Linked DNA regions of Homo sapiens: region 2 is linked to region 1. Evidence: chromatin contacts called from ENCODE Hi-C or POLR2A ChIA-PET data. All regions are on one chromosome and are shown on one strand. The core of a region is the stretch at or near the end of the contact, and the rest is flanking DNA. Distances in the headings are between cores, read along the strand shown. Region 1 has its middle 25 kb from the start of SFRP5. Region 2 holds the start of GOLGA7B-DT (GOLGA7B divergent transcript).

The links. A loop is a pair of places that touch in the nucleus more often than their neighbours do. ChIA-PET counts read pairs that join two places held with the same protein, here RNA polymerase II (POLR2A). Pooled maps may share reads with other maps.
Region 2: a loop to region 1 is called in a map of CD8-positive, alpha-beta T cell, with 2.7 times the contacts of the local background. The contact joins the promoter of GOLGA7B-DT here to the enhancer-like site in region 1. A Hi-C loop is called at or near these places in 9 of 168 maps with a recorded cell type or tissue (CD4-positive, alpha-beta memory T cell, CD8-positive, alpha-beta T cell, GM11168 and 5 more) and 13 of 50 pooled maps. POLR2A ChIA-PET finds 5 or more read pairs at or near these places in 14 of 52 experiments (CD4-positive, alpha-beta T cell, CD4-positive, alpha-beta memory T cell, CD8-positive, alpha-beta T cell and 11 more).

The regions. Positions count from the first base shown.
Region 1 is chr10:97,795,407-97,798,336 of GRCh38, forward strand. No RefSeq gene overlaps it. Among named protein-coding and RNA genes, the nearest start is that of SFRP5, 25 kb to the left of the region's middle. Within about 2 kb of position 1,430, at least 2 of the 41 ENCODE cell types and tissues checked have a DNase peak (open chromatin) inside an H3K27ac peak, as active enhancers do; they include CD8-positive, alpha-beta T cell, where a contact is called at or near this core.
Region 2 is chr10:97,848,521-97,851,397 of GRCh38, forward strand. It overlaps GOLGA7B-DT (GOLGA7B divergent transcript), which reads right to left and starts at 1,278. Exons shown (of 3, transcript NR_108035.1): 1 at 1,146-1,278. GOLGA7B (golgin A7 family member B) reads left to right here and starts at 1,323. Exons shown (of 5, transcript NM_001010917.3): 1 at 1,323-1,795. The coding sequence starts at 1,784.

The DNA of each region.
Region 1 (2,930 bases), core at 180-2,679:
AGCTGGGGGAGGGAGGGATGAATAGGTGGATGGCAGACGATTTTTAAGACAGTGAAACTATTCTGTGTGATACTATAATGACGAGTAATATCATTACATGGTCAAAACCCATAGAATGTACAAAGCTTTTGCTGGTCATTAGTGAACTCTAATGTAAACTATGGATTTTCATTAACAACAGTGTATCAGTATTGGTTCACCAATTGTAACAAATGTACCACTGTAGTGTAAGATGTTAATATTAAGGGAAACTACCCGCACTCAATTTTTCTATAAATCTAAAACTGCTCTAAAAATGAAGTTTACTAATTAAAAATATATCACAAGCATAGCTAAGTCAGCGTGTGTCTAAGGCTGCCCGAATAACCGAGAGCTTTCTAAATTAACTGTCATGTAGAATATGATGCTTATGAAAGAATAAATCACGAAAGTGTGCTAATTGGAAGTTAACTTGTATGAAAGCCCAGCAGTATAACCACGTCACTTGTTTAGAACTTAGACCAATGAAGGATTTTTTAGGGAAGGGTATTTTATCACTGATATACCTTAAAGGAATTGCTTGGTGAGAATAGCATGTAGATGGCCCCTTGGTTTGTTTTACTGATGTTTCCAATTGTCTACCAGCACACTCCCATATTGCCTGCACCTGGGAGGGCCCACTCCCAGCGCCCTGCTCTCAGCGCCCCCTGCCAGCAATCCAGGTGTTCTTTCCATACTCAGTGCGTCCCTGGATGCTGCATCCCATCTCACAGGACCTTGTTAATGGGCAGAAGAGAACTGTTTCTTTTCTCATGTCCCTTTTTAACTTTTTATTTTTAATAGGCTTAATTTTTTTAGAGCAGTTTTCGGTTCACAGCAACATTGAGAGGAAGGTAGAGAGATTCCCCATATACCCGCTGCCCTCCCAACATGCACAGCCTCCCCCATTATCCATACCGCTCACCAGAGTGGTACGTGTGTTACAACTGATGAGCTTACATGGGCACACCATCATCTCCCAAAGTCCATGGTTTTCATTACGGTTTGCTCTTGGTGTTGTACATTCTATGGGTTTGGATAAATGTCTAATGACACGCATCCACCATTATAGTATCATACAGAATAGTTTCATTGTCTTAAAAATCCTCTGTGCTCCACCTATTCACCCCTCTCTCTCCACTAACCCCTGACAACACTGATCTTTTTACTGTCTTCACCATTTTTCCTTTTCCAGAATGTCATATAGTACATAGCCTTTTCAGACTGGCTTATTTTACTTAGTAATACACATTTAAGCTTCCTCTATGTCTTTTCATGACTTGGTAGCTCGTTTTTTTTTTCTTGTTGAATAACAAGATTGCATTGATTGGCCACAGTTTACCTATCCTCTGTGTCTTTTTTTAAGAGCAAGAAAGCATTTCCTAGAAGTCTCCCCAGCTGACTTCCTGTCATGTCTCATCGGACAGAATCAAGTCACATGCTCCTTCCTAAGCCAGTTGCTGGCAAGGGGAAAGACGTTACCATGAGTGACCAAGTATCAGTCCTGGGACAAGGAGAGTCCAGCCTTCTCTGAAGTTCTGACAACCTAATACATGAAAAAAATTCTTGCAAGGGCTATTTAGTGAGGATGGAGTCAGGAAATGGCTGTTGGGTGGGTAACCAATAATGTTTGCTTCGGCAACCACATTTTTTTTTTTTTTGAGACAGGATCTTATTCTGTTGCCCAGGCTGGAGTGCAGTGGTGTGATGTAGCTCACTGCAACCTTGAACTCCTGGGCTCAAGTGATCCCCCTACCTCAGCCTCCCAAATAGCTGGGACTACAGGCACACACCATCATGCCCAGATAATTTATTTATTTACTTTTGTGGAGACGGGGGTCTCATTGTGTTGTCCAGGCTGGTCTTAAACTCCTGGCCTCAAGCGATCCTCCTGCCTTGGCATCCCAAAGTGCTATGCTCAGCCTACATCTTTTTTAAAGATAAAATTTAATTTTTCTGCTTATAAAATGCATTTTAGAAAATCTGAAAACTACATAAAGTAAAATAAAACTCACCAATAATCTCAACTTCTGGTGATTATTATTGTTAGCACTGTGCAGTATCCATCTCTTTCTTGATTTTTTTCTCTATTTACTTGCAGTGACACATAGAATGAGATATTAAGTCAGGACTCTTTCTCTTCCAGTATTGACTGAGGCACGAAGACAAAGGTGCCACATGCAGAAGGAGCTGTGGGCAGCACACTGTGGTTGAGAACTGGGGAGATGGCAAAACGGGGTCAGGATCTGGAGATTTGGGAGAAATTTGAGAGAATTTCTTTGTAGAAGGCTATGCTGTGAGTCCCAACCCCTTAGTGCCAACCTGTGAGGGAGGGAGGTTACCCCTCCCCTCAAGCCTGATAAGATGGGCTACAAGGAAACCCCTTGGAGGAGCCTAGGGTGTGTCTCTTGGAGTTTGGGAGGCTCAAGGATCATGACATGAACCCAAGGAGTCTAATGGGAAGGGCTTTGGCTTTCAGCCTGAAAAGGTGTAGCAAAGACAGCAAGTGAAAAAAAACCTGTGTTGGGAGCCAGCTCCTCTTCTATGGATGGTGAAGCAAAGGAGGTGTGCATGTTCTCTGTGGACCAGATGAGGCCATGAGTGAGGGAGATGCAGTCTAGAGCTGCTTTAGTTTCATTCCACTGGAACCACCTGGAAGGGTGGTGGGATTCCAACTGAGGGTCAGGGTGACTGGGCCACAGGAAATCAGACACTCTGGGGAGAAACAGTTAAGTGCACTTGAAACCTTCAGAGGCTCTTAGGATCTCTCTTAGATCTGAATTCTGTTCTCCCAGGCTTCCTCAGACCCCTCCCATAGGTACCTCTTTGCACCTTTCCCATCTGGTTTCCTATCCCGGTCCTTGCATATACTCCTCTCTACTGCCCAAGGTAACAGAGTACCAACCCCCATG
Region 2 (2,877 bases), core at 28-2,527, 53 kb after region 1:
TTTTGAGACAGAGTTTCGCTCTTGTCGCCCAGGCTGGAGTGCAATGGTGTGATCTCAGTTCACTGTAACCTTTGCCTCCCGGGTTCAAGCAATTCTCCTGCTTCAGCCTCCTGAGTACCTGGGACTACAGGCGGGTGCCACCATGCCTGGCTAATTTTTTTTTGTATTTTTGGTGGAGATGGGGTTTCAGCATGTTGGCCAGGCTGGTCTTGAACTTCTGCCCTCAGGTGATCCACCCGTCTCGGCCTCCCAAAGTGCTGGGATTACAGGTATGAGCCACTGCTTCCGGCCTTATTTTTATTTTTTTAAGAGACAGGCTCTTGCTCTATTGCCCAGGCTGGAGTACAGTGGCACAATCATGGCTAGCTGCAGCCTTGAACTCTTGGATTCAAGTGATTCTCCTGCCTTAGCCTTCTGAGTAGCTGGGACCACAGGCACACATCACAACGCCCGGCTAATGTTTTCATTTTTTGTGCAGACAGGGTCTTGCCCAGGCTGGTCTTGAACTCCTGGGCTCAAGCAATCCTCCCACCTCAGCCTCCCAAAGTGTTGGGATTACAGGTGTGAGCCACTGCACCTGGTCTCCTTTTTATTAAACAAATAGATCATTTAGTTGGAATTTATGATGTCAAAAGTGCGAAGGTGGCACCAGAGCCAGACCTGCCATCCTTGGAGAGTGAGCATACCGGTTTGGCACCATCTGCTTGTGGTTTTTGAGTGGTGGTGGTAGTGGTGGTGCGTGTATGTAAACTCGGGTTGCAGAGGAGAGAGGGAAGAGTAAAGGGTGGGGACCAGGTCCAGGAAGAGCAGCAAGGAGAGACTGGCTTCAATTCTGGAGCTGCCTGAAAGAAGGGACCCCAGGCTATGGCTGAGAACGAAATGTGGGCACGTATTTAAAGAAAGGAAATGATTCTCTGCGGTCGGCAGGATCTTTGTCTAGCTAGTGGGGTTCCAGGAAGTGCAAAGGAGAGGGGAAAAGAGGGGCCGTCCGTGCAAGCCTGACTGTGTGTATATGGGGGGGGGGCACACAGAGAGGAAAAGGGAGAGAAAGAAAAGAAATTATTCTAAAGAGGAAGCTGGGGGCGGGGCGAGGGAGGGGTAGAGCCGGGGCACTGGGGGTGGCTGGAAAGGTAGAGAGGCCTCACCTGCGGGCCTGCGAGCGGCTCGGGAGCGGTCAGCCTTGCAGGCTGAAGCGTCTTGCCCCGGAAAAATTCCTGCCCCACTGTCCTTCAGGCTGGATGTCCCGGGGGCCACGGAAGCGAGCGCAGAGCTCCGGGGCTCTCACGAGGGGGAGGGCAGGAAGGGGAGGCGGGGCCTCGCGCGGGGCGGTAGCCGAGCCTGTGGCCCGGGCGGGGCTCCTCTCCGGCGGCGCCGGAGTCTGGGGGCCGCGGCTTCCCCCTCCCGGCCAGCGGCGGCTCCTGGCCCCTCCTCCCCCGGCCGCCCCCATCCCCGCCGCCGCCGCCGCCAAAGCTAAACCCGGCCGTTGCCTGCAGGAGCCGCGGCAGCGGGCGATCGGGCCGTGAGGAGCCTCGGGCGCGGCCTCGCCTCCCGGGCCCGGCGCCTGCCTCAGCACAGCGGACAGCGCCGCGCCCCTTGCCTGGACCCAGCCGCCCGCCCGCCCCCGGCCCACCTGAGCCCGGGCCCGCGGCGCCCGCATCAGCACTGCGGACAGCGCCCCGGGCCCCAGCTCGCCGCCACCGCCGCCGCCCACCTGCTCCCGGGGTCAGCACCGCGGAGACCCCCCTCGCCCGGCCCCGCGACAGCCTCCGAGCGCCCCCGGATCATGGCCACCGAGGTAGGGGCGAGCGCCCCACCCGCAGGCAGTGCCCGATTGCCGCGGGACCAAATGCCCTAGGGGTGGGCTGGGCAGGAGTGGGAGGCGGGAGTTGGGGGTGGGATGGGGTGATTCCCCAGGTCAGGTCTGGAGGGAGGAGGTAGGGGCTTAGTGAGGGCTCATCTCCCCCTTGCGTGTCAATCTTCCCCTCGCCCCACCTGAGCCCCCAAGCTGTCCGCGACACTTGTTGGCATTAGCGCCAGGGTTGCTTCAGGGCCCCAGGCTGGGGTTTCCCCTTCCCTGGACTTCACAAGTCCTGAAACCGCTTTCCTAGAGGGTTGGAGACGCGTGTGTGTGCGTGTGTGAGGGGAGGGAAGGCGGCTGTCCGCTGTTGCTATGCAGTCAGCTTCTGAACCCAAAAGCTTGGCTAAGGGATGACAGACTTACCTCTACATCCGCATTTCCTTTGCGGGAGGGAGGGGACAAAGACATCCTCAGGCTGAGAACCCAAATGGTTGGTCTCCACTTTTGCATATCACCCTTCTTGCTTTTTTACCCCATTCGAGTTTTTTTTTTTTTTTTGTCCCAGGGTGTCCAGATTTCCCCTCCATCTGATGGGAGTTTCTGCCTTCTTCAAGGTGCACTGATAGGTGTGTCACCTTCAAGCACTTGAAGGCTGAACCACGGGGCCTGTTAGCTAAGGGCAGAATCTTGGTATAATGCTTGAGGTCGAGGATTCCCCCCTCTACCCCTAGGGATTGCCCTTTCCCCCCTCATTTCAGGAGGGAGATTGGGCTCTTTATGTTCCCACTTTATACATGATAAAGGTGATGTGTGGAAAACGAAAGGACTAATTTGCTACTCCACACAGCATGTCAGCAGCAGAGCGGAAAGTTTTTGCCTTTGAATTTTTGGAGCGAAACTCAGGACATCAGGGTCTCCCCAGTTCTGATGTTGACTTCCTTTGTGGTGTCTCCCCATTTCCAATCCAGCTGGCATACACTGGGGGAGAGCAGAGGCCTGTGAATGATTCAATGCAGTGCTTCTGGGCATCCTGGTGAGCAGTGTGACATTAATACCAAGTGTGGCTGTTGTTATTCCAC